2 separate regions of the Homo sapiens genome follow, and region 2 is linked to region 1. Evidence: read pairs that join two places in POLR2A ChIA-PET (ENCODE). Cell type or tissue: IMR-90. All regions are shown on one strand. Each heading gives the region's core, and the rest is flanking DNA. Links, peaks and the distances in the headings are about the cores only. Region 1 overlaps PUS7 (pseudouridine synthase 7). Region 2 has its middle 9.5 kb from the start of SRPK2.

What was found. ChIA-PET counts read pairs that join two places held together with the same protein. Peaks named below come from ENCODE experiments on the same cell type or tissue, not always from the same donor. Only the 100,000 strongest peaks of a DNase experiment are listed, where the experiment ranks them.
Region 2: POLR2A ChIA-PET joins it to region 1 with 13 read pairs; 6 of 35 experiments call an interaction of 5 or more read pairs at or near these places.

The regions. Positions count from the first base shown.
Region 1 is chr7:105,448,291-105,459,434 of GRCh38, reverse strand. PUS7 (pseudouridine synthase 7) reads left to right here. Exons shown (of 16, transcript NM_019042.5): 15 at 176-267; 16 at 1,509-2,932. The coding sequence ends at 1,645. Among named protein-coding and RNA genes, the nearest start is that of SRPK2, 65 kb to the right of the region's middle. In IMR-90, for the core only: no CTCF peak of the experiment used is centred there; a DNase peak (open chromatin) is centred at 4,884.
Region 2 is chr7:105,392,865-105,404,008 of GRCh38, reverse strand. It overlaps a transcript of SRPK2 not described here. Among named protein-coding and RNA genes, the nearest start is that of SRPK2, 9.5 kb to the right of the region's middle. RefSeq lists a silencer at 1-128. In IMR-90, for the core only: CTCF peaks have their summits at 2,248 (motif pointing left) and 4,461 (motif pointing left); no DNase peak of the experiment used is centred there; H3K27ac peaks cover 264 bases.

The sequences.
Region 1 (11,144 bases), core at 1,496-9,495:
TATATAAGCAAAACTTAGGTATAAAATCTGGCCCTGCTATATTATTCAAGATTCCTAACTATAATTATTTACAGTAAACTTACTTGTTTTTCTTGCTAAATAAATGATGATGAGTGGCTTAGTACCTTTTATGAAAGTTCACATTCACACTTATCTTTATTCATATGTTTTGAAGGGAAGTCGTTGCATATGATGATCCCAAAATTCCACTTTTCAACACAGATGTGGACAACCTAGAAGGGAAGACACCACCAGTTTTTGCTTCTGGTAAGTTTACTCAGTCATCAGCTCTGTGTTGACTTTGAAATGTTTTGTTAAACAAAAACATAATTTTTTTTTGAAAACTGCTCTTACAAGCACTACCACCACCCATGATTTCATTGTTGTGTTTTATGACCTTACTTTCACAATTATGGCTGAAAGTTAGTGATTAAAACCAGTAAATCCTCCTGAAAATAAGTGCATGTTATAGATGGTTGTGATATTAGGTGATGGAGTATTTCTCCCCATCCCCCACAGAGACTTACCAAAGGTGAGTGAAAATTCAGGAAGAGTCTAAAAAATTAAATTGGTTGGGCAGGTGCGGTGGCTCACGCTTGTAATCCCAGCACTTTGGGAGGCCGAGGCGGGCGGATCACGAGGTCAGGAGATCGAGACCACGGTGAAACCCCGTCTCTACTAAAAATACAAAAAATTAGCCGGGTGTGGTGGCGGGTTCCTGTAGTCCCAGCTACTTGGAGAGGCTGAGGCAGGAGAATGGTGTGAACACAGAAGGCGGAGCTTGTAGTGAGCCAAGATCACGCCACTGCACTCCAGCCTGGGTGACAAAACGAGACTCCATCTCAAAAAAAAAAAAAAAAAAATTGGTGGCTGGGCGTGGTGGCTCACACCTGTAATCCCAGCAGTTTGGGAGACCGAGACAAGTGGATCACTTGAGGTCAGGAGTTCCAGACCAGCCTGGCCAACATGACAAAACCCCGTCTCTACTGAAAATACAAAAAAAAAAATTAGGCGGGCGTGGTGGTGGGCACCTGTAATCCCAGCTACTCAGGAGGCTGAGGCAGGAGAATCGCTTCAACCCGGGAGGTGGAGGCTGCAGTGAGCTGAGATTACACCACTGCACTCCAGTCTGGGCAACATAACAAGACTCTGTCTCAAAAAAAAATTAATTAATTAATTAAATTGGCATTCTCATCATCAAATTCTTGTTCTGTTTTTTCCCAGGCCGTAATTTATTATTATTTCTTTAACTTTACATGCGTTTCTCTTTTGTGTTCTTCTGTCATCTGCCTTTTTGTGAAAGTTCCTGGGCAGAATTTCTGTAACCATTCAGCAGGTTCACACTCACAGATCTCTTACTTCCATGGTCTCATTCTCCAAGGCCCCCTAGGAAGTGGAGTCTAAGGAAAGCAGCACAGTTCTTTGTATTTGCTTAGAGATTATGTGACTCTCGCTGGTCTGTCTGCAGCTGCCTTCATTTTCTGACTGTTTTCTTTCTTGCCTTGCAGAAGGCAAATACAGGGCTCTGAAAATGGATTTTTCTCTACCCCCTTCTACTTACGCCACCATGGCCATTCGAGAAGTGCTAAAAATGGATACCAGTATCAAGAACCAGACGCAGCTGAATACAACCTGGCTTCGCTGAGCAGTACCTTGTCCACAGATTAGAAAACGTACACAAGTGTTTGCTTCCTGGCTCCCTGTGCATTTTTGTCTTAGTTCAGACTCATATATGGATTTCAAATCTTTGTAATAAAAATTATTTGTATTTTTAAGTTTTTATTAGCTTAAAGAAATAATTTGCAATATTTGTACATGTACACAAATCCTGAGGTTCTTAATTTTAGCTCAGAATATAAATTAGTCAAAATACACTTCAGGTGCTTAAATCAGAGTAAAATGTCAGCTTTACAATAATAAAAAAAGGACTTTGGTTTAAAGTAGCAGGTTTAGGTTTTGCTACATTCTCAAAAGACAGCAGGAGTATTTGACACATCTGTGATGGAGTATACAACAATGCATTTTAAGAGCAAATGCAACAAAACAAATCTGGACTATGGATAAATAATTTGAGAGCTGCCACCCACAAATATAAATACAGTACTCATGCTGACTGAAATAATAAGACATCTACAAATTTATAAACAAAAAGTGATTGTCATTATCCTGCTTATGTACTAGATTCAGGCAAGCATTATAGACTTTTTGGTTGCGGTGGCTTTTGCATTTATATTATCAATGCCTTGCAGGAACGTTGCATTGATAGGCCCATTTTATTTTTTTATTTTTTTTTTCGAGACAGGATCTCACTCTGTAGCACAGGCTGGATTGCAGTGCAATCCTGCAATTCTCAATCTTGCACTGCAGCCTCGACCTCCCAGGCTCCAGTGACTCTCCCACCTCAGCCTCCTAAGTAGCTGGGAGTACAGGCGCGCACCACCACGCCTAGCTGATTTTTGTATTTTTTTGTAGAGACGGGGGTTTGGCCATGTTGCCGAGGCTAACTCCTGGGATTACAGGCATGAGCTGTGCTGGCCGGGTTTTTTTTTCTTGATGTAAACGTGTACAGCTGTTTTATTAGTTAAGGTCTAATTTTTACTCTAGGTGCCTTTTATGTTCAGAACTCTTTCCACTGGACTGGTATTTGCTCAAAAATAAATAATGGTAGAGAAGAAAACTATAAAAATGGACAAGGCTTTCTTCTATCAGTAGCGTTTACCCTTTGTCACCAGTGGCTTTGGTATTTCCATGTCTGGCATTGCATAAACTTCTCTGGTGTGAAAGGATAAATATGCCTTTCTAAAGTTGTATATCAAAATTGTATCAATTTTTATTTTCTATGATTTCTAGAAACAAATGTAATAAATATTTTTAAAATCTCCTTTCTACTGGTTATGTAAATAAATCAAATAAATATATCAAAATGAGTGCAGATAAGAATCTTGACCTTGACTAAAGGTAAGGAACTAAATGAATGTGGGATCCTCATCAGAAATGGTGGTGACACCAAAATGTGTTGTGATCAGCTGTGAAGTATGAGGATAATCTGAGTCAAATGCTACGAATAATTGACTGTGTTGGACTGGACTCCAGGTTATTGGAATCACTCACTCACCTTCCAATGTGCTTTATGGAGTAGAAAAGAAAGGAATGGAAAAGAGCTACCGTACCAGGAGCATTGCACCATGGGAATGTGAATGACATTTGTCTCGTATCTGGTAGTAGAAATGAGATTCGGAACTGTTTTTCAACCCTTTTGTTTTAATGACATCCATCACCACCACACTGCTGAGGCTTAAAAAAGATTGGAAATAGCATGGTAAATTTTATATATATATATATATATATATATATATATTTTTTTTTTTTTTTTTTTTTTTTTTTTTTTTGAGACATTGTTGTTCTGTCACCCAGGCTGGAGTGCAGTGGCGTGATCCTGGCTCTCTGCAACCTCCCACTACCAGGTTCAAGTGACTCTTGTGCCTCAGCCTCGTAAGTAGCTGGGATTACAGGCACCGCTGCCAGGCCTGGCTAATTTTGTATTTTTAGTAGATGCGGAGTTTCGCCATGTTAGCTAGGCTGGTCTCAAACTCCTGGCCTAAAGTGATCTGCCCACTGCTACCTCCCAAAGTGCTGGTATTACAGACGTGAGCCACCATGCCCAGCCCAGTAAATTATCCTTTTTGCTAGCTAGTTTTGAAAGAATATTTTGTCCTAGGTCAGGCACGGTGGCTCACACCTGTACACTTTGGGAGACCAAGGTGGGAGGATTGCCTGAGCCCAGGAGCTTGAGATCAGCCTGGGTAACATAGTGAGACCCTGTCTCAAATATATATATATATATATATATATATATATTTTGTCTTACAAAAGCTAAACATGTATTAAATGTATAGTAGTCCTGTCTGTACCTTCCAGTAATAGCTGGAGTTCTCCTTCATCTGACAGAAAATTATTTATGAAGGGATCTAAGTCTTTCTGTTGCAATTGCATTCAGCAGTTCTGCATTTACAGGTTGAGTATCCCTTACACAAAATGCCTGGGACTAGAAGTGTCTTGGATTTTCATTTTTTTTTTTAGATTTGTACTTCAACTTACTGGTTGGAATCCAAAAATCCAAAATGCTCCAATGAGCAAGTTTTGGATTTTGGATTTTCAGATTTGGGATGCTCAACCAGTATAAATTTGCATTCCAAAACAAAAGTGAAGCTAAACTTGTGTTTTCTTCATCTGGGAAATACTTACGGCTCTATTGTTAACTTTCTTGGCTGTGTTAGCTAGTACCAGTTTGTACATGTCTCTTCATAAACACCAGTGGATAAATAATGATTCAAGGCGGATTCTTCAAGCTGTTTTGAGACTCAGGGGGCACACCACCTAACTCTAGGGACTTACTCAACCTGAAATAAATCATTGCCTTAGCATAGAATTCAGAACATTTTTTGTTGTTTGGAAAGGGAGGAAGTTTCTCTTAGACAAATTTATAAAGCCTGAAAGCAACCTCATCCTCAACATAAAAGTATCATTGCTTCCTAAATTTTTGCCTAAAAGAAATAATAAAGGATCATTCTTTTTATTATAATGTAAAACCAACACTATTCCATAACAGGAAAGGAAGCTAAATAATCAAAATTGTTCTTTCCAATGTTTTTATTCATGGTTTCATGTTGTAGATAATAACTAGACTGCTATTATACTAATAAAAAAAATCCTGATTGCTTCCTGAATCTTCATGGTTTCATGTTGTAGGTAATAACTAGACAGCCATTATACCAGTTTAAAAAATTTCTGGTTGATTCCTGAATCAACCAAAAAATTGGTAACAGCTGCAATACTACATCAGTACTTAAAACTTCACCAGTTGCTCCAGGCTGTATGAATTAACATCGACTGGTATTTGCACTGGAATGCATTTTGTGGTCAATTTGCACTTAAAAAAATAAGGATGCGTGTGTGTAATACAAAATAGAATACATATAAATGTTTTATAGCTACCAATGTGCACTGATGTGCATGTGCCTTTTTGAAACCAAAGCAGACCTGGAGTGTACCATGTAGTTTTTTATTTCAGATATATGAAGAAATGAAACCACACTGGAAGAATGACAAAGCTGAATATGGCCAGCTTCTCATCTTTGTAAATTCAAAAGCATTTGCTTGCTCAGCAAAGGATAACTTTAAGGCTTTCTTTGTTCAGTGAAATCTGCTTTTCCACTTTGTGTAGGGTAGAACTTAGTTTTGGATCATGAACACCTTGGAAAATCTGAGGGAGAAGTATAGACATTGCTTCCAGGAGAAGGAAAGCGGGAAAGTGTATCCATATGTGTGTGTGTTACAAATTCATGCAAACTTTTTATACAATTTTAGGGGCTTCAATGTATTCAATAAGACCCCCTACTCTAGGTAAGTGCTTTCCAACCTTTAATGTACTTAACAGTCACCTGGTGATCTTCTTAAACTGCAGGATGTATTTCAGGAAGTCCAGGTAGAATATGAAATACTGCATTTCTAACCAGTTCCCTACATGTGCTGCTGTTACACACGAAGCAGCCAGGCTCCAGACCTGTACTGGCCAACACAGCGGCCACTAGCCATGTGACTACTTAAACTTGACTTAAGCTTCTCAGTCACAGTTTCAACTGCTCCATAGCCAAATATATGGCTAGTGGCTCTGTGGTGTACAGCACTGACGCAGTTAATAAATCAATCACCTGAGATACAAAGGAGAGTCTACACTGATCAGATGTGATACTGTTGCAGGCTGGGCGCTGCAGCTCATGCCTGTAATCCCAGCACTTTGGGAGGCCGAGGCGGGCGGATCACTTGAGGTCAGGAGTTCAAGACCAGCCTGGCCAGCATGGTGAAACCCCGTCTCTACTAAAAATACAAAAATCAGCCAGGCATAGTGGCAAATGCCTGTAATCCCAGCTACTCGGGAGGCTGAGGCAGAACTGCTTGAACCCAGGAGGCAGAGGTTGCAGTGAGCCAAGATCACACCATTGAACTCCAGCCTAGGCAACAGAGGGAAACTCCATCTGAAAAAAAAAAAAAAAAAAAAAAGTAATACAGTTGCAAATGTTGCAGAATTTCTGCTCCTTAGTTCAGCTAAATCCAAGTTCTTATGTCATGACCAGGAAAAAGTTAGGCACAGACACATTGAAGGGTGAGCAGAACAGAATATATTGGGCAAAATGGGCAAAAGAAAAAAAACTCTCAGCAAAGCAAGAGGGGTTTCTGCTAACAGGCCCCACCTCACAGATTGATTCCAGGCCATACACAGGAACTGAAGAACCCAGGCTCCTTCCCCCTGCAAGCAGCATGAACTTCTTTGACTCCATCCTGTTCTCCCAGTGCTCAGGCCGGTCCAAGATTCTCCTGGGACCCTCCCCTGTATTTTCCTCTTGCATCTATCAACACCTGGTGATGCTGATGATTACAGGCAAACAATGAATATATGTGCAAAAGGGATTACATTGTAATTAGATCCAAGGCTCATATTGATGATCTAAGATTTCACACTTGAGATCGCTAAGAGCCTTCCTTAAACTCACTTCCATGCTTCTTATTTTTTGGCTTCCTCCAGGATCACTAATAATTCTTTTTTCCTTGTTTGTTTGTTTGAGACGGAGTCTCACTCTGTCACCCAGGCTGGAGTGCAGTGGCGGGATCTCAGCTCACTGCAACCCCTGCCTCCTGGGTTCAAACAATCCTCCCACCTCAGCCTCCCGAGTAGCTGGGACCACAAGCACGTGTCACCATACCTGACTAGTGTTTTTGTGTTTTTGGTAGAGAAGAAGTTTCGCCATGTTGGCCAGGTGGGTCTCGAACTCCAGGGCTCAAGTGATCCACGCGTCTCAGCCTCCCAAAGTGCTGGGATTACAGGCGTGGGTCACTGCTCCCCGCCTTTTCTTTCTTTGCTACCCTTGTCCAAAGGTTTCGTCAAACCATTCTTAAGGCACTGTGGCCTTGTTACTCCATACAGAAAATTTACCCTCCACCCTCTAAAAAAGTCATAATTGTTGTAATTAAAAACTCCTTGGCTGTAGCTTCTTATGAAAGCAGCAGCTGCAAAAAGCAGGAATGGCCAGAAAGCCCATATTATTGTGTTGTCCTTCGGGTATACTGTGTTGATTTTCTGTTACGGCTTATCCAGCTGTGCTAGACTCCTGGAAAGTACCCAGTATGTAAAAAGAGATGACAACAGGAAACCATGGTGGGAGAAGTTATTCAAAGCCCCTGTCTCCTAATGCATATTTACAGTCCCCTCAAAAGCCCTACATGGATCTTTAGAGCAGCTTTGTCCAATACAAATATAATGTGAGCCATGTATGTGATTGAAATTTTCTGGTAGCCTTATTAAGAAAATGAAAAGAAACAAGTAAAATTAATGACGTAGTTTCTATAAAGCAACATATCCAAAATATCGTTTCAACTTATAAGTAATATAAAAAATATTTTACATTCTCTTTTTTGTACTGTCTTAAAAAACCAGTGTGTATTTTACACTTAAAATATATATCAATTTGGACTAGCTGTATATTTCATGCTCAATAGCCACTTGTGGCCAATGGCTACCACATTGGACGTTGAGTCTTCAGAAAGATCACTTGTTCTTTGTTGCATGTCACCAGTATAATGGTAAATTTGAGTATTAAGGTTTGATTTTTTAAATTGGGAATATGTAGGTTGGAAGCACAGCTAGTTAAATATGATTTTGAAATGTTTACTGGATTGTTAAGTTTTATACTGATTGGGAGTAAATACTTTTGCTATGGGAGCACATAACAAACATGGTTGTTATTAGGTTCTAAAATATTATCAGAGTGTTTGAAATTTTCCAAGCAATTCAGATAACACCCTACAATTTTCTTTCACCTATAAATAATGAAAAGCTAATCCTCAGTGCAGCCTCTATTTAGATTTTATTTTATTTTTTATTTATTTATTTTTGAGACAGGTTCTCGCTCTGTTGCCCAGGCTGGAGTGCAGTGGTGTGATCTCGGCTCACTGCAACCTCCGCCTCCCGGGTTCAAGCAATTCTTGTGCCTCAGCCTCCCAAGTAGCTAGGATTACAGGCATGAGCCACTGTGCCCAGCCTTCTATTTAGATTTTAAATTCCATGTTCATGGAATATAAATTGAGGTTTGGGAGATGAGAATAAGGATAGAGTCAGAAGTAAAAAAAAATTTGTGAAAACAGCACATGAAGCTAAGAACTCAGGTTGTACAGGATGGCAAGGTGATTAGGCAGGGCTGAGGTTTTGTTTTGGCTTTTATTAATGATAGCTTTATTGAGGTATAATTTACATACCATACAATTCACTCATTTAAGTGTACAAAGGATTTTGGTATATTTGGAGTTGCGCAACCATTATCACAATCATTTTTACTTTTTTTTTTGAGACAGAGTCTCGCTCTGTTGCCCGGGCTGGAGTGGCGTGATCTCAGCTCACCACAACCTCTGCCTCCCAGGTTCAAGTGGCTCTCCTGCCTTAGCCTCCCAAGTAGCTGGGACTACAGGTGCGTGCCACCATGGCCAGCTAATTTTTGTATTTTTAGTAGAGACAGGGGTTTCACCATATTGGCCAGGCTGGTCTTGAACTCCTGACCTCGTGATCTGCCTGCCTCAATGTCCCAAAGCCCTGGGATTACAGGCGTGAGCCACTGTGCCCGGCCCATTTTTTTATAATCTCAAAAAGAAACTTCAAATGCATTAGCGTTGACTTCCTATTATCACCTCAGCCCCAGCCCCTGGCAACTGCTACTTTCAATCTCTGTTGATTGGTCTCTTCTAGTCATTTGATATAAATGAAATTATACAATATGCGGGACTGACTTTCACTTAGCATAATGTTTTCAAGGTTTATCCAGTTTGTGACGTAAAAGTACTTTATTCCTTATTTAGGCAAACAATACTCCATCTATGAATATACCACATTTTATTCATGTTCATCAATTGATAGACGTTTGGGTTGTTTCCACCTTCTGGCTTTTATGAATAATGCTGTTATAAACATTTTGGTATGAGTTTTTGTACAGTCATATGTCTCCATTTCTCTTGAGTATAAAGCTAGGAGTGGAATTTCTGTGTCATATAACTGTGTTTAATCTTTGAAGAACTCTCAGACTGTTTTCCTAAGTAGCTGCACCATGTTACATTCCCACTAGGAGTGTATGACAGTTCTATTTTCTCCACATCCTCGTCAACACTTGTTGTTATCTGTCTTTGTGATTGTAGCCATCCTTTTGGGTATAAAGAGGTTTCTCTGCTGGACGTGGTGGCTCACGCCTGTAATCCCAGCACTTTAGGAGGTCAAGTTGGGCAGATCACTTGAGGTCAGGAGTTTAAGACCAGCCTGGCCAACATGGTGAAACCCCATGTCTACTAAAAATACAAAAATTAGCCAGACATGGTGGCAGGCACCTGTAATCCCATCTACTTGGGAGGCTGAGACAGGAGAACTGCTGAACCTAGGAGGCAGAGGTTGCAGTGAGCCAAGATTGCGTCACTGCACTCCAGCCTGGGCGAGGGAGCAAGACTCCATCTCAAAAGCAAAAATAAAAATAAATTTAAACAAATGAAAATAAAGTGGTTTCTCACTACGGTTTTGATTTGCATTTCCCTGATGACTATGTGGAATATTTTTGTATGCTTATTGGCCATTTGTCTATTCTTTGGAGAAATGTCTATTGAGATCTTTTGCCCATTTGGGGGGTGTTATTTTTCTTTATGTTGTTGAGATCTAGAGTTCTTTGTATGTTCTAGGCACAAATCCTTTACCAGGTATACGATTGGCAAATATTTTCTCCCATTCCATGGGTTGTCTACTTTCTTTTTTTTTTTTTTTTCTTTTGAGACAAGATCTCATTGTTGCTCAGGCTGTCTGTAGTAACACGATCACGGATCACTGAGGCCTCAACCTCCCAGGCTTAAAAGTAGCTGGGACTACAGGCACACACCACTACAGGCTAATTTTTGTATTTTTGGTAGAGATGGGGTTTCACCATGTTGTCCAGGCTGGTCTTGAACTCCTGAGCTCAAGCCATCTGCCTGCCTCGGCCTCCTAGAGTGCTGGGATTACAGGCTTGAGCCACTGAGCCTGGCCTATCTTTACTTTCTTGAGGGTTGGGTTTTTGTTTTGTTTTGTTTTTTGAGACAAAGTCTTGCTCTGTCACCAGGCTGGAGTACAGTGGCGTGATTTTGGCTCACTGCAACCTCCCCCTCCCGGGTTCAAGCGATTCTCCTGCCTCAGCCTCCCGAGTAGCTGAGACCACAGGCACATGCCACCACGCCCACCTAATTTTTGTATTTTTAGTAGAGACGGGATTTCACCATGTTGGCCAGGATGGTCTCGATCTCTTGACCTCGTGATCTGCCTGCCTCGGCCTCCCAAAGTGCTGGGATTACAAGCGTGAGCCACTGCGCCCAGCTGAGGGTTGGGTTTTAAAGGCTGTAGGAGTTATTCTTTATTGAAATTTTGTTTCTAAACTAAGTTCCTATGGTGTCCATAATAACTAGATTGCTGCAGTGTCCACAGTAACCATCTGAAAATGGATTTTCATGACTGGGAGGGCTCAGGGTTAAGCGCAAGAATTCACAACCATAACTTTACAGGATGAAAATAGTCAGGCACTGCCAGGAGCGGTGGCTCACACTTGTAATCCCAGCACTTTGGGAGGCCTAGGCAGACGGATCACTTGAGATCAGGAGTTGAAGACCAGTCTGGCCAACATGGTGAAACCCTGTCTCTACTAAAAATACAAAAATTAGCCGGGCGTGGTGGTGGGCGCCTGTAATCCCAGCTACTTGCTGGGCTGAGGCACGAGAATTTCTTGAATCCGGGAGGCAGAGGTTGCAGTAAGCCAAGATCTCGCCACTGCACTCCAGCCTAGGCGACAGAGTGAGACTCCGTCTCAAAACAAACAAACAACAACAACAACAACAAAAAAAACCACTTAGGCGCACTTGGGAACGCTTTTGTTTCAGCTCAGTTCAACTCCACCTGCACCCTCTGAGAGCTGCAAATGGGGAACATAACTCTCCTTAGCCCAGCACCCACGTCTGTTCTCTACTAGCCACATTCATCCTGTTTTCTACATTTCTCTCTTCCTGTTTACAAAATTAATTTTCAACATAGAAGATCT
Region 2 (11,144 bases), core at 1,080-9,079, 55 kb after region 1:
GCCTGTAATCCCAGCTATTTTTGGGGCTGAAGTGGGAGGATTGCTTGAGCCAGGGAAGTCGAGGCTGCAGTGAGCTGAGATCTCACCACTGCACTCCAGCTTATGTGACAAAGTGAGACGCTGTCAAAAGAAAGGAAGGGAGGGAGGGAGGGAAGGAGGAAGGAAGGAAGGAAGGACGGAGGAAGGAAGGAAGGAAAAGAAAGATTGATTCTGGAGTACAAAGTGAGATGCTGTCGAAAGGAAGGGAGGGAGGAAGGAAGGAAGGAAGGAAGAAAGGAAGGAAGGAAGGAAAAGAAAAATTGATTCTGGAGTAGAAATTAAATTACAGGCTGAGTGCTGTGGCTCACACCTGTAATCCCAACACTTTGGGAAGCTGAGGTGGGAGAATTGCTTAAACTCAGGAGTCTGAGACCAGCCTGGGCAACATGGGGAAACCCCGTCTCTACAAAAAACAAACAATAAAAAACAAACAATAAAATTTAGTGGAAGCCAGGGCTCACGCCCTGTCATCATGGCACTTTGGGACACTGAGGCAGGATGATCACCTGAGGTCAGGAGATTGAGATCAGCCTGGACAACATGGAGAAACCCCACCTCTACTAAAAATATGCCGCGTCTGGTGGTGGGCACCTGTAATCCCAGCTGCTTGGGAGGCTGAGATTGTGCTACTGCTCTTCAGCCTGGGCGACACAGCAAGACCCTGTCTTAAAAAAAAAAAAAAAAAAGGCAGGACGTGGTGGCTCATGCCTGTAATCCCAGCACTTTGAGAGGCCGAGGAGGGGAGGTCACCTGAGGTCAGGAGCTCCAAGACCAGCCTGGCCAACATAGTGAAACCTGCCTCTACTAAAAACACAAAAAAATTAGCTAGGCATGGTGGCATGTACCTGTAATCCCAGCTACTAGGGAGGCTGAGGCAGGAGAATCGCTTGAACCCGGGAGGCGGAGGTTGCAGTGAGCTGCGATGGCGTCCCTGCACTCCAGCCTGGGCGACAGAGTGAGACTCCATCTCAAAAATCAAAAAACAAAAAGCCTAGCGGGCGTGGTGGGTAGCACCTGTAGTCCCAGCTACTTGGGGGACTGAAGTGGAAGCATCACTTGAGCCCAGGAGGTCGAGGCTGCCGTGAGTCAAGACTGTGCTATTGCAGTCCAAGCCTGGTGACAAAATGAGATCCTGTCTCAAAAAAAAAAAAAAAGAAAAAAAAGTATGAAGTGTATTGACTTTTTTCTAAATTTAAAAAGTTTTGAGGATTAGATGTGAAATACTGGGAATGCTTTAAAATCAATGCAATCACTAGTATAACCATTTTAGAAAACTTTTGGCTGTATGTGCTAAAAATGCACACAGATATAACCTATGACTCAGCAATTCCATTTCTAAATATATACACATATTCACCAAAAACCTCATATAAGGGTGTTCACAGCAACATTATTCATAATAGCTTAAGTTGGAGACAACCCAATCACCGATGACTGGTGGAATCACCTATCCATCAGAATCTAGGGGGGACACAGAAATTATTTACTTTTTATTGAAGTTGGACCAATTATTTTATTTTATTTTATTTTTTATTTTTTTGAGATGGAGTCTCGCTCTGTCGCCCAGGTTGGAATGCAATGGCACGATCTCAGCTCAGTGCAACCTCCGCCTCCCAGGTTCAAGAGATTCTCCTGCCTCAGCCTTCTGAGTAGCTGGGACTACAGGCGCGTGCCACCATGCCCAGCTAATTTTTTGTATTTTTAGTAGAGACCATGTTAGCCAGGGTGGTCTCAATCTGCCCACCTCGGCTTCCCAAAGTGCTGAGATTACAGGCATGAGCCACTGTGCCCAGCTGGACCAATTATTTTATAATAAAAAAATTAACGAATTGTTTGTTTGAACAGGTATTAGAGAACTAAGTAAAGGGGATACTGAACTAACCCACTAATAAATCAGGAATCAGCACCCATATCTGGGGCTGGGAAACACAGTTAGCAGTAAGGGTTATCAGACCTCAGAAGCTTAGAGGAGGGAGCTGGGACCCAGATGTATAAAGAGGGAGTACTCCCAGGAGTTGCTATTATTTCTAGGGGAATATAATGAGGCTGATTTGAGGAGCTCCGTGAAACCTGGGACTGGAACCATTGCTGTCCCTGTGATAAAGAGCCAGTGCTGAGACGACGGTGACCAAAAGGCCAGCAAACAGGAAGTAACATTTCCCTGCTCCTGTTCCTCTTCTCCAGGCTTCCAGTCTCCCTCTAGTGACCCCAACTGGCAGAATTAATGGCGGAGCACATTGGCAAAGGAGAAATAAGATCACATTTCCTCTATTATAAATGTGGCTTGGCGTGGCTCATCCCAGCCCTTTGGGAGGCCTAGGTGGACAGACTACTTGAGGTCAGGAGTTTGAGACAAGCCTGGCCAACATGGTGAAACCCCGTCTCTACTAAAAATACAAAAATTAGCTTGGCGTGGTTGTGCATGCCTGTAATTCCAGCTACTCAGGAGGCTGAGGCAGGAGAATCGCTTGAAACTGGGAGGCGGAAGTTGCAGTGAGCCAAGATGTGGCCACTACACTCCAGCCTGGGCGACAAGAGCGAAACTCTGTCTCAAAACCAAACCAAAACAAAACAAAACAAAACAGCAAATAAACAAATGTGGCCACAACTCCCCCCTCACAAAGCTGATAATAGAATGGTGGGTTTGGGGCTGAGATAGTAGTTTAATAAATAATGTGAAGACATTTTTAAAATATGGCATATTCATACAATGAAATACTATAAAACAATGAAAAGATTGTACAGACAACACATGGGTGAGGCTCACAAACAAAACGTTGAAAAAAACCAGCCAAATACAAGAGTAATTAGTGTAGGGTTCCATTTCCATAAAATTTAAAAGCAGGCAGCATGAATCTGTGGGGTTAGGAATTAGAATAGAGGCTATCTTGGTAGGGGCAGTGACTGAGGAGAGAGGAGGGGGACTTTTGGGATACTGGTAATATGCAATTGTCTTTTTTTTTTTTTTTTTAGACGGAGTGTCGCTCTTGTTGCCCAAGCCGGAGTGCAGTGGTGCCATCTCCACTCACCGCAACCTCCACCTCCCAGATTCAAGCAATTCTCCTGCCTCAGCCTCCTGGTAGCTAGGATTACAGGCGCGCGCCACTATGCTCAGCTAATTTTTGTATTTTTAGTAGAGATGGGGTTTCACCATGTTGGTCAGGCTGGTCTCAAACTCCTGACCTCAGGTGATCTGCCTGCCTCGGCCTCCCAAAGTGCTGGGATTACAGATGTGAGCCACCGTGCCCAAACTATTTTTTTTATTCTTAATTTTTTGAGATGGAGTCTTAACCTGTTGCTCAGGCTGGAGTGCAGTGGCACCATCTCGGCTCACCACAATCTCTGCCTCCTGGTTCAAGTGATTCTCCTGCCTCAGCCTCCTGAGTAGTTGGGATTACAGGTGCCTGCCACCACGCCTGGCTAATTTTTGTATTTTTAGTAGAGACGGGGTTTTGCCATGTTGGCCAGGCTGGTCTCGAACTTCTGACCTCAAGTCATCTGCCTGCCTGGGCCTCACCAAAGTGCTGGGGGAGGCAGAGTTTGCAGTGAGCCGAGATGGTGCCACTACACTCCAGCCTAGGCAACAGAGGGTCTCAAAATAAAAAAAAATAAAAAAAATTTTTTTACATTGAATCTCTTTCATTAGTTACAATAAAATGGAAAGCAAATTCTTTTTTTTTTTTTTTTTTTTAAGACGGAGTCTCACTCTGTCTCCTAGGCTGGAGAGCAGTGGCACGATCTCAGCTCACTGCAAGCTCTGCCTCCAGGGTTCACGCCATTCTCCTGCCTCAGCCTCCCTAGTAGCTGGGACTACAGGCGCCTGCCACCACACCCAACTAATTTTTTGTATTTTTAGTAGAGACGGGGTTTCACCGTGTTAGCCAGGATGGTCTCGATCTCCTGACCTCGTGATCCGCCCGTCTCGGCCTCCCAAAGTGCTGGGATTACAGGCGTGAGCCACCGCGCCCGGCCGGCAAGCAAATTCTTATACTCAGAGAGCTCAAGCATTTGAGAAATGAGTATTATATCAGAGCTATATCCATGTTCTAAGACTTGGAAGAAATGGAGCCCAGGGTGTTAAACTTAGCACAGATTATGGCCAGATCTTCTAATCTATTTGATTATGTCCTGGCATATTAGACATTATTCTAAATTTTAATACAGCCCCAGGTAAATCTTTGGGCATCATTTTTGAACTGGCTTATGTAAGAGTCTCCTATACTATTTTATTTATAACAAACTTGTCACTATTGGTGATTTTCTCTAGACAATCCAGTCCCTATTCCTTTTTGTTTTGTCTGAATGTTGAACTGAAAATTCCCTTTGATATCTACTGCTTAAATAAATAGCAGAATAAGAGCCTCTAAAGATTCTCACTTGAAATCAGAGGCATTTAAAGGAAAGAAGGAATGACCCCTTGTGGTGATTTTAAAATATGTCCAGCATTCTTTGATAATCCTCCCTTCCAGAAAGGGACTTAATTCCCCTTCTTTAAGCATGTGCTGTACTTATTTCTGATGATTAGAATGTGGCAGAAATGATGGATTGTGACTTCTGAGGGTAGGTCATAAAAGGCATTGAAGTTTCTCCCTTGTTATCTCTTGGATCATTCACTCTGGGGGAAGCCAGCCACTCAAGCAGTCCTATGAAGGGGTCCGTGCAGTGAGGAAATGAGGCCTCTGCAACAGCTATGCAAGTGAATTATCTTGGTAACAGGTCTTTCAGCCTCCGTCAAGCCTTCAGATGACTGCGGCCTCAAGTGACATCTTGACTCACCAGCTAAACTGCTCCCAAATTGCTGGACCACAAAAACTGTGAGTTATGAAATGTTTATTTTTTTAAGCTACTAAATTTGGGAGAAATTTGTTATACAGCAATAGATAAATAACACATTGCTTAACATGGCACATATATATGATCAGCTAATATTTATTGAATGCTTAGATACTTCTATAAGTGTTTCATGTGAACTAAGTCATTTAATCCTCCAAACAGACATGCTTAGGTACTCCTCCAAGTATTTTATGGGAATTAACTCATTAAATCCTCACAACAAATTTGTAGGGTAGGTAATATTACTATCTACATTTTGCAGATCAGGCAGTTAAGGCACAGAGAGACTAATTTGCTCAAGCTGGCCCAGGTAAATAATGGCAGAACTAGCCCTTGAACTCTGGCAGTCTGGCTCTGCCACTCTCTTCTATGTTACACTATTATGATGGTGCTATTGCCACTGAGAAGTACGCTATAGTGAAACAACAAAAGACAGGTTTAAGCTTCATAATTGAATGGGCAGATTAGATATAAATAAACTTTAAAGAATTTAAAAGCCTTGGAGGTGCTTTTAAAAGGAGGCTTGGGCCAGCCTGGCCAACATGGTGAAACCCTAAAATTTTAGTCTCTACTAAAAATACAAAAATTAGCTAGGCGTGGTGGCATATGCCTGTAATCCCAGCTCCTAGGGAGGCTGAGGCAGGAGAATCGCTTGAACCTGGGAGGCGGAGGTTCCAGTGAGCTGAGGTTGCGCCATTGCACTCCAGCCTGAGCTTCAAGAGCAAAACTCCGTCTCAAAAAAAAAAAAAAAAAAAGGAGGCTGGGTTTTCATCCATTAAAGGCCCCAAGACGGGTGATATGACTTCCCGTCTTTTTCCAATTCTATGACGTATTAAATACACCTTCTAAGATGCAACATGATTTAGTGACTCCACTGGGAGATATCATAATCCAATTGGTTTTACAACATTCTTTTCATTTTCTATTACATTTGGGAAAAATTAATACTATGTGGACATTTTGAGTTTCATTGTAACAGATTGGGGAAAAATACATATGTACTGCCTTTTTCACTTATTTTGGACTGCTATGGAGACCAAAATATATCCAGTTTTATAAATATTTAATACTTCCCTTTATTAATTATAATATTTGCATAACTAATTTCATTTATGCAATAAATATGGTCGAATAAAAAAGTTTAAATCATCCTCATTACATTATTTATCTTAAAAATTCCTTTAAAACCGGTTGGGTGCGGTGGTTCACACCTGTAATCCCAGCACTTCGGGAAGCCGAGGTGAGTGGGTCACTTGAGGTCAGGAGTTCAAGACCAGCCTGGCCAACATGGTGAAACCCCGTCTTTACTAAAAATACAAAAAAAAATTAGCAGGGCATGGTGCTAGGTGCCTGTAATCCCAGCTACTCGGAAGGCTGAGGCAGGAGAATCTCTTGAACCCATGAGGCGGAGGTTGTAGTGAGCTCAGATGGTGCCACTGTACTCCAGCCTGGGTGATAGAGTGAGACTCAGTCTCCCAAAAAAAAAAATTACTTTAAAATATCACTCTAGGCCAGGTGTGGTGGCTCATGCCTGTAATCCCAGCACTTTGGGAGGCTGAGGCAGGTGGATAACAAGGTGAGGAGTTCGAGACCAGCCTCGCCAATATGGTGAAACCCCGTCTCTAAAAAATATACAAAAATTACCCGGGCATGGTGGCGTGTGCCTATAGTCCCCGCTACTCAGGAGGCTGAGGCAGGAGAATTGTTTGAACCTGGGAGGCGGAGGTTGCAGTGAGGCGAGATCATGCCACTGTGCTCCAGCCTGGGCAACAGAATGAGACTTCATCTCAAAAAAAAAAAAAAAAGAAAGTCACTCAAGGGGGTCGGGCATGGTGGCTCATGCCTTTAATCCCAGCACTTTCGTAGGCCGAGGCGGGTGGATCACGACGTCAAAAGATCGAGACCATCCTGGCCAACATGGTGAAACCACGTCTCTATTAAAAATACAAAAATTAGCTGGGTGTGCTGGTGTGCACCTGTAGTCCCAGCTACTCGGGAAGCTGAGGCAGGAGAATTGCTTGTACCCATGAGGCGGAAGTTGTAGTGAGCTGAGATCACGCCATTGCACTCCAGCCTGGGCAACAAGAAGCAAACTCTATCTCAAAGAAACAAAATAAGTAAAAACAATAATAAAAGCATCCACTAAAAATAAAAATAAAAAAATAAAATGTCACTCTACATTGTGCTGCATTTCTGAAGAAATACTTAATTTCAAAGTCAACAGAGACTAGGTTTGTAATTCTCTTCCTTCCTTTCCTTCCTTCCTTCCTTCCTCCCTTCCTCCCTCCCTCTATTTCTTTCTCTCTCTCTCTCTCTTTCTCTCTTTCTTTCTTTCTCTTTCTCTTTCTTTCTTTCTCTCTCTTTCTTTCTCTCTCTTTCCTCTCCTCTCCTCCTCCTCCTCCTCTTCCTTCTCCCCTCCCCCTCCCCTTCCTCCTCCTCCTTCTCCTCCTACTATTCTTCTTCCTCTTCTTCTTCTTTTCTCTCTCTCTCTCCCTTTCTTTCTTTCAAGACGGAGTGTCGCTCTGTTGCCCAGGCTGGAGTGCAGTGGCGCAATCTCAGCTCACTGCAAGCTCTGCCTCCCAGGTTCACACCATTCTCCTGCCTCAGCCTTCCAAGTAGCTGGGACTACAGGCACCTGCCACCACGCCCAGCTTTGTATTTATAGTAGATATGAGATTTCGCCGTGTTAGCCAGGATGTTCTCTATCTCCTGACCTCGTGATCTGCCTGCCTCAGCCTCCCAAAGTGCTGGGATTACAGGCATGAAGCCACCACGCCTGGCTATCATTTAACTTATCTTTTTAAGATGTATGGTCTCATTGTTCAGGCTGGACTCAACTACTGGAGTCAAACTACTGGACTGAAGCTGACAGGACAGGTGAGCACCTCTGTGCCCCACTTACCATTCTTTCTAAAAGCTACTAGCCGGGCGTGGTGGCTCATGCCTGTAATCCCAGCACTTTGAGAGGTCGAGGCAGGCAGATCACCTGAGGTCGGGAGTTCGAGACCAGCCTGTCCAACACGGAGAAACCCCGTCTCTACTAAAAATACAAAATTAGCCAGGTGTGGTGGCGCATGCCTGTAATCCCAGCTACTTGGAATGCTGAGGCAGGAGAATCGCTTGAACCTGGGAGGCGGAGGTTGCGGTGAGCCGACATCATGTTATTGCACTCCAGCCCGAGCAACAAGAGTGAAACTGTGTCTCAAAAAAATAAATAAATAAAAATAATTTTAAAAAACATCACTATAGTATGTGTAAAGCTAATTGATAATTAATTTGGTATACTTTAATTCAATAAATTCAAAGCAATTCATAAATATCTGATTTGCAAAGATAGTTTTCTTCTAATTTATAGAAGTAAAAAGGACTGGCAAGATAGCTTTAAGTTCTTTTTTTTTGTTTTGGGAGACAGAGTCTTGCTCTGTTGCCCAAGCTGGAATGTGCAGTGGTGCAATCTCGGCTCACTGCAACTTCTGTCTCCCAGGTTCAAGCAATTCTCCCACCTCAGCCTCCTGAGTGGCTGGGATTACAGGGGTGCACAACCATACCCCGCTAATTTTTGTATTTTTAGTAGAGACGGGGTTTCACCATGTTGTCCGGGCTGATCTGGAACTCCTGACCTCAGGTGATTCGCCCGCCTTGGCCTCCCAAAGTGCTGGGATTACAGGCATGAGCCACTGTGCCCAGCCAGCTTTAAGTTCTTTAATTCAGTGTTACCTTCTCGGTGAGGCCTTCTTGAACCATACTCCCAACAGATTGTTGATTTTTTTTGCTTTCAGTTTTTTTTTTAAATTTATTTTTTAGTTGATAGAGGTGGGGGGGTCTCACTATGTTCCCCAGGCTAGTCTTGAACTCCTGGGCTCAAGCAATCCTCTTGCTTTGGACTTTCAAAGTGCTAGAGTTACAGGTGTGAACCACTCCATCCAGTCACTTTCTGTTTTTTGTTTTGTTTTGTTTTGTTTTTGAGATGGAGTCTCACTCTGTTGCCCAGGCTGGAGGGCAGTGGCAAGATCTTGGCTCACTACAACCTCCACCTCCTAGGTTCAAGTGATTCTCCTCCCTCAGCCTCCTGAGTAGCTGGGATTATAGGCATGTGCCGCCACGCCTAGCTAATTCTTGTATTTTTAGTAGAGATGGGGTTTCACCTTGTTGGCCAGGATGGTAGGTCTCGATCTCCCAATCTCATGTCCCGCCCACCTTGGCCTCCCAAAGGGCTGGGATTACAGGCGTAAGCCACCGCGCCCGGCTGTTTTGTTTTGTTTTTAAATAAAAATGATCACCATCTAGTAAACATAATATATATTTCACATATTTATGTTGTTTATTTTCTGTTTTCTGGCAGTAGAATGTAAGCTCCATGAAGGCAGGGACATTTCTGTGTGCTTTGTTCACTGCTATAGAATCAGTGTCTAGAATAATGCTTGCTACATAATAGGTATTTGATAAGTATTTGTTGAAAATTGAATGCAAAAATCCAACAAACAGATTGGCGATGTATCTCCCAACTGTTAAGAATTACTATTATTGGATATTTATCTTATTTGATTATCGAACTGACCTATGAGGACTAGTATTAGTACATGTTGTTATCACTTTCCAGATGTTGTAATTAAGTAACTTGCCAAAGGTCGTGCAGAAATTAAGTAGCAGAAATGGGTTTTAATGTTAGGCTAAGTGAAAGACTCTGGCCACAAATTGGCTGGGCGCGTGGCTCACGCCTGTAATCCCAGCACTTTGAGAGGCCGAGGCGGGCGGATCATGAGGTCAGGAGTTTGAGACCAGCCTGGCCAATATGGTGAAACCCCATCTCCACTAAAAATACAAAAATTAGCTGGGCATGGTGGTGTGCACCTGTAGTCCCAGCTACTTCGGAGGCTGAGGCAGGAGAATCGCCTGAACCCGGGAGGCAGAGGTTGCGGTGAGCCGAAATCATGCCACTGCACTCCAGCCTGGGCGACAGAATGAGGCTCCGTCTCAAAAAAAAAAAAAAAGAAAGAAAGAAAGAAAGAAAGACTCTGGCCACAAAAGGCCACGTATTGTATGATTCCATTTACATGAACTGTCCAGAACAGGCAAGCCTATAGAGACAGGAAGTACATTAGTGGCTGCCTAGGCCTAGTGCAGGGGAAAGTTGGAGGAAATGGGGAGTGTCTGCTAATCTGTATGGAGTTCTTTTTGGGGGGAGCAATTTTTTTTTTTGAGACAGTGTCTTGCTCTATTGCTCAGGTTGGAATGCAGCAGCGCGATCATAGTTCACTATAACCTCCCTAACCTTGAACTCCTGGGCTCAAGTGATCCTCCTACTTTAGCCTCCCAAAATGCTGAAATTATAAATGAGAGCCACCACATCTGGCGCAGAAATGTTTTAAAATGAGATTGTGGTAGTGGTTGGCACAACGCTGTGAATATGCTAAAAAACACTGAATTCTATATTTTAAAATGGCTGAATTGCATGTATGTGTTATATCTCAATAAAGCCTTTTTAAAAATAATAAAAAGGCCGAATGTGGTGGCTCATGTCCATAGAGTGAGACCCTGTCCTCTGAAAACAACAAAAAAATAGTGACAGTAATTTTTGTCAATATTGATACCAAAAACAAAAAACAAGCCAGAAACAAAGAAAGAAAGAAAAAAGGCAGAGGAGCAGGAGGGGAAAAAAAAAAAAAAAAAAAAAAAAGAAAAACCAGAGGGAGAAATAAAAGCTCCTCCTTATGCGGTGGTGCACGCCTTTAATCCCAGCAGTTTGGGAGGCCAAGGTGGGCGGATCACCTGAGGTCAGGAGTTTGAGACCAGCCTGGCCAACATGGTAAAACCCCATCTCCACTAAAAATACAAAAATTAGGCTGGACGCGGTGGCTCAAGCCTGCAATCCCAACACTTTGGGAGGCTGAGGCAGGCAGATCACTTGAGGTCAGGAGTTTGAGACCAGCCTGGCCAACATGGTGAAACCTAGTCTCTACTAAAAATACAAAAAAATTAGCCGGGAGTGGTGGCGGGTGCCTGTAATCCCAGGTACTTGGGAGGCTGAGGCAGGAGAATCACTTGAGCCTGGAAGGCGGAGGTTGCGTTAGGCCAAGATCGCGCCACTGCACTCCAGCCTGGGCGACAGAGCGAGACTTCCCTTCCCCTCTCCACCAAAAAAAAAAAAATACAAAAATTAGCCGGGTGTGGTGGTACATGCCTGTAGTCCCAGCTACTTGGGAGGCTGAGGGAGGAGAATTGTTTGAACCTGGGAGGCGGAGGTTGCAATGAGCGGAGATCACACCACTGCA